Regions from separate parts of the Homo sapiens genome. Here region 2 is linked to region 1. Evidence: chromatin loops called from intact Hi-C (ENCODE). Cell type or tissue: PC-3. All regions are shown on one strand. Links, peaks and the distances in the headings refer to the core of each region. The heading gives the core; the rest is flanking DNA.

The links. A loop is a pair of places that touch in the nucleus more often than their neighbours do. Peaks named below come from ENCODE experiments on the same cell type or tissue, not always from the same donor. Only the 100,000 strongest peaks of a DNase experiment are listed, where the experiment ranks them.
Region 2: a loop joins it to region 1, with 9 times the contacts of the local background. A loop is called at or near these places in 62 of 110 quality-filtered maps.

What each region holds. Positions count from the first base shown.
Region 1 is chr1:174,256,880-174,259,808 of GRCh38, forward strand. The region is part of intron 7 of RABGAP1L (RAB GTPase activating protein 1 like); the gene reads left to right. Among named protein-coding and RNA genes, the nearest start is that of RABGAP1L, 99 kb to the left of the region's middle. In PC-3, for the core only: CTCF peaks have their summits at 1,366 (motif pointing right) and 1,565; no DNase peak of the experiment used is centred there.
Region 2 is chr1:174,725,309-174,728,237 of GRCh38, forward strand. All of the region lies in intron 17 of RABGAP1L (RAB GTPase activating protein 1 like), which reads left to right. Among named protein-coding and RNA genes, the nearest start is that of RABGAP1L-AS1, 230 kb to the right of the region's middle. In PC-3, for the core only: a CTCF peak has its summit at 1,413 (motif pointing left); no DNase peak of the experiment used is centred there.

The sequences.
Region 1 (2,929 bases), core at 310-2,809:
ATCTAGTCTGTACTATGATGATTGCAAAATGATTAATTTCTCAACTCTTGCCTTCTCTCTACATTTTGTATTCAGTCCTTGGCATTCTGATGTAAACCAGAGCTTTCCCTTTTCTTCCATTTAACTACTTGTTATTGATATAGATTCCTAAATTTAACCCCACCTCCTCCCCCCAGTACTATATAATTGACTGAAGTACCTGATTATTTTGGTGTTCAAATTGCCCTAGAATCAACCAGTTGGAGCCCCTTCGAACCCTATCTTTATGACATGCCTGCATCATTTTTTTGAGCACTTCCTTTTTAGCATAACAAAGCATCTTTCAATTTAAAAAGTCTGTAGCAACACAGACAAAGAAGTACTAGGTATTGAGTTAATTTAACTTTGAATAAGCGTTATTTTAAAATCTTGGACTTTTATGATTAAGTGGTATATTATGCCTGAACTGTGCCTAAATGTAAAGGAATGCAATCCTTCCTTTTCTCAGTAAGTTCCATGTTTGATCAACTTGAATATAGAAACCTAGACAAATATAGGTGAAATAGTTGAATGCCTAATTATATATATGTTCTTTGCTAACTGGGTAGAACATTTGCACACACATTTAAATATATTACACAAAACAATAACTTAGAAATGTTACTTTTTGCCCACCCTTATATTCATACAACAATTTTATCAGACTCTCATAATCTTTAATATTGATATCTTCATCATCCTTAAAACTACTTTTTGAATAATTTTAAGGCATTTTTTCCAGAGCACATTATGTCAACTTCTGCCTGAGTTGAGAGAAAATGCCTTTTGAATCAGTATATGCTACTAACATTGGATATTTTACCAAAAACACGAGTACACATTTGTACACATTAGGACAATTGTTTTTAAAGTTACTTTGAATACATAAATGCTATATTGGTTTTATTTCTTTGTTAATTGACACAGAAGAGTTGTATTATTGTGTACATGTTTTGAGATATGTATACTTGTGGAATGGCTAAATTACATTGTTTTTATTTTAACAACTATTTTGCTGATGCTAATATCTAACACTTGCAACCTTGGACTCATATATCCAACAGTAATTACTGAATCCATGTTAAATTTCATTGCTTCCTTTTCCACTGATTCTGTCAGATAATCTCTGTAAACATCCAAATGTTAATTGACTAAGATTTCTTCAGGTGAATGACTCTTCCCTAAACAATACTTTGTTCAGCATAACAGACCAAATTACCTGTGATACAGAAGATTTAGTAAATTCTTGGATTTTTCTATATTGGTAAAAGAAACATTTGCATTTCATTGGATTAAATGTGGTATTTAATATGTTTAAATCAGACTGTAAACAGTGGAATTTAAGGTAGTCCAGCAGGTGGCAGCCTTACCAAGAAAATTCTTAACACCTCTGAATCTTTTTTGTTAGACTGGGTCTCACTCTGTCACCCAGCCTGGAGTGCAGTGGTGTGATCATGGCTTACTACATCTTTCATTGCCTAGGCTCAAGCGATCCTCCCATCTCAGCCTCCTGAGGAGCTGAGACTACAGGCACATGCCATCATTCTTAGCTAATTAAACATCTTTTTTTTGGAGAGATGGGGGTCTCCCTATGCTGCCCAGGCTGGTCTTGAACTCCTGAGTTCAAGTGATCTTGACTTGGCTTCCTAAAGTGCTTGGCTTCCCAAAGTGCTGGGATTATAGGCGTGAGCCACTGTGCCTGACCCAAATCTTTAATAACTGCTGCTGACAAAGTTAATTTGTAATATAAAAGCATTGGTGTGAAAGAAAATCCTTCAAATTACATAATTTTTATCTTCTGAACGAGAAAATAAAATTTATCATTAAAAAATTTTTAAAATCATTATTTAAATTATGTAAAATTATCAACATTCTGGGTTTTTTTTTGTTTGTTTTTGGTGACAGGACCTCGCTGTGTTGCCCAGACTGGAGTGCAGTGATGTGATCATAGCTCACTGCAGCCTTGAACTCCTGGGGTCAGGCTATCCTCCTGCCTCAGCCTCCCAAGTAGCTGGGACTACAGGTGTCCACCACTACTCTGGGCTAATTTTATGTTGTCTTATTTATCTTTCATAGAGACGGGGTCTCGCTTAGTTGTCTGGGCTGGTCCCAAACTCCTGGCTTCAAGTGATCTTCTTGCCTCAGCCTCCCAAAGTGCTGGGATTACAAGTGTGAGCCACCATGCCTGGCCAATATTCTGTTTTTTTTTTTGAAAAATATATTATGAAAGAAGCCATTTCTGTGTGCATCCAAGGGTTTAAGGGTTGTTTATATCTAGATATTTTGCAAATTATACTGCAGTTGTCTGTCTTGACCCTTTTGATAACAAGCACTATGTTGTTTATCCCAGAATCCCCAGCATCTACTATAGTGCTTGGAATACAGAGCTTTATACTTAGCTACTTACTCCTTACTTAGCACTTTCTCAGTGCCAGGCACTGTTCTAGGTGGTATTTCTGAGGTATAGGTACTATTATCTTCATTTTTCAGTTGAGGAAACTGAGGTACAAAAGTTACATAACTTGACCAAGGCTATAAAATTACTTTTTAACTAAGTACATCTAGTACTAGAACACATATTCTTACTCTCTACTGCTTCTTTTTAAATACTTGACTAAATCAATAAAAAGTATATAAAAGTTTATAAAGTTAGAGCATTGGCTAAATTTGTTGTAATATGGAATTAATAACTGCACATTGCACCAATAAAATCCTATGTATTTTAAAGAATGTATGAAAACTGTTCTCAAGTCATGAAAACTTTTAATATTCTTTTCCTTTTCTTGATTACCCATGTTGGATATCACATATTAAGCTTTATTTAATAACTGGATATAAAAGAGCAATAATAATGGCCAACATTTAATGAACACTTACTATTTGGTGGCCATTGAACAACTTTTCTTAACAT
Region 2 (2,929 bases), core at 192-2,691, 470 kb after region 1:
GTGTCTCCCAAGAAAAATACCTGTCTAAGAAAATAGGAAACATCATCCCCAAAAGACTAAATACGTAGTGTGAAGGTTGAGAAAGAGGAATATATTGCAGGGAAACTTTTGGTGAGGTTTATTTGTTGTTGTTGTTTACTTCCAAAATATGGTTTCCATTTTTCTCCCCCATAAGTTTTCTATTTGGGAAAAGAGATTTAGTGGAATTATAAACTGAAAGAATTCATGTATAACTTTTGCCTCACTTTACTTTTTATTTTCATTTTTAATCTTTCATTTTTTTCCTTCTATAACTTTCTTGTCTTTGAAAAAAAGAGTGCAGGTGCCTTATGTGTCCAAGAATGAAATAGCCTCTGAAGTACTATCTGTTTGCTTGCTAGCTTGCTGGCTTGCTGGGTCAAAGAAAAGGAAGGGCTCGTTTATACTGTAACAGTGTTTTTATTTAGCATGCCTCTGAGGTTTTTATTGTGTTCTGGGACAGTGTTTATGACATTGGAAGTTAAAGAAAAGAATTGCAATGAGTTGGGGGGATGGGGGAGGGATAGCACTGGGAGATATACCTAATGCTAAATGACGAGTTAATGGGTGCAACACACCAACATGGCACATGTATACATATGTAACAAACCTGCACATTGTGCGCATGTACCCTGAAACTTAAAGTATAATAATAATAAAATTAAAAATAAATATATTTAAAACAAACAAACAAAAGAATTGCAGTGAGTTTGAGTGACACAAAAATAAAATTCCCATGATAATTCAATACCATGAATTATCTTTATTGAGTGAAATAAATTCTGAGGGTATAGTAATTATTTTATGGTCCTTTTGTATTAGATTTGTGTTTGCTTAATAATTTAGCACTTTGAATTTTCTCTTTGAATTTTTATTCTTCCAGAAATCTTTGCGGGGTTGGAGTTTTCATATTGTGACTTTTGGGCTAACATCTCTCTAGCTCTTCTTATTAGTTAATTTTCAGCAGATTTTTTTTTTCTATATTGCCCAGTCCAGTCTCAAAGTCCTGGGTTTATGCAATCCTCTCTCCACAGCCTCCCAAGTGACTCACTGGGATTACAGGTGTATGCCACCATGCCCAGCCTTGGAAGACTTTTTATAAATTAGGGTACATCTTTTTTTTTTATTTTTCACATAATTTTGTTTTTGTTATCAGCAAGGTTGAATCAAAAGTAACTTCCTTTCCTGGTGGTCTAATTGCTAGGATAAAGAGAGGGAAAAAAATAACTTCATCATTACTGAATTATCAAAATGAGGTCTTTTAATTTATCTATTACTATTATAAGGCTAGTTAGAAAATTTAAGTCATTTTCTAAGAGATAGAAATTTTGTTAGCTTGATTTTTCTGACTTTTTGTCATTCCTTCTCTTATGTATGGTGCCATCTGCTGTTTGTGGGAAGTATTTTATATTTTGAAGCACTACACATAATAGAAATACAGTGTCTAAAAGAAAAATGTCAAAATACATGAAATGAAAAAAGCAGTAGTGTGGCCCGTTTGAAACTTTGTGGCCTGTGGCTTGTTTCTTTTTATGTAAAAATTATTTTTATATCTGATTATTTTTAGTACTTACATGAATCACAAGATTTTGGTACTCATCGTGTTCTGTCTTAATTTTGTTTTTGCTCAGAATAGAAGTAATCGGTAAACATTTGTTAGTTGACTCATTTGGTTTGTTTTTTGTGACTCCTCAGGCACCTTTCTTGTAAGCTTCTGCTTACAGTCTATGCAACCTTAGGCAAATAATTTCAGCCCTTAGCACCTCTGTTTCCTTCTCCATAAGAAGAAGATAATAATATCAATTTCTTAAGGTTTTTCTGAGGATTAAATGAGATAACACTTGTCATATGCATAGCACAATCCTTTCCTTTCGCTAAAATGTTGTTTCCAGGTTCAGTGAGTTTCCCTTTTACCTTATTTCAAAGACACCTTTGTTAAGAATCAGATTTCATTGCTATAGGATCATAAACTCTTTGAGCCAGAAGGAACTTCAGTAAGTGGGCCTCAAAATGTTAGCATGCATTTGAATCATATGGTGATCCTATTTAAATGCTGATTCGGATTTTATTGGTGGTTATAGGATATGGAACCTCATAGTCTGCACATCTAACTTTTACTTAAGCATTGCTGATACTGCCCCCACAGAATGCCTTTTCTGTAGCAAAGCTTTGGAAAACAACAAACAGAAAAACAACTAGTAAAGATGGAGATGGATGGGAAGAGGATGACTGAAAGGTATAAAATTACAATTAGAAAGAAAGAACAAGTTCTGGTATTCTATTGCATGGTAGGGTGACTATAGTCAACAATAAGTTATTGTATATCTTAAAATGACAAGAATAAAAGGTTCTGTGTCTTCACACCACAAAAAAATGACAAATGTTTCAGGTGATGGATATGCTGATTAGCCTGATTTTAACATTACACAATGTATATGTTTTGAAACATCACATTGTAAGCAATAATATGCACAATTATTATGTGTTACTTAAAATAAATTTTTTTAAAAAACAAAAGAAAAATAATCCACCAAAATCTGATTTTCTTTTTTGGGTAATCTCATGTGCCAGTCATCAGAACTGTATTTCTTTGTAGAAGAGGAAAGGAATCCAGAGTCTGTCTCCAGAAGACATTCCAGACTAATTTCTTATTCTTTACTCTCAGCACTAAATTTTATTAGTCAGCAGTTACATTTTGTCATTTCTACCAATGTTATACAGCAGTAACATTGCTGAGAGAAATTATTAAAGAGAATTATATTCAAAACCCAGTTATTTATTGTCCAAGCATTATGACCTACAAATATTTAATTGGTATCCATTTAAAATTCAACTACAACTTTTATTTCTATTTGTAACTTGTTGCCTTGTTCTTTACTCTTTAAATTGCTTTAAATTTTTACAGCATTAA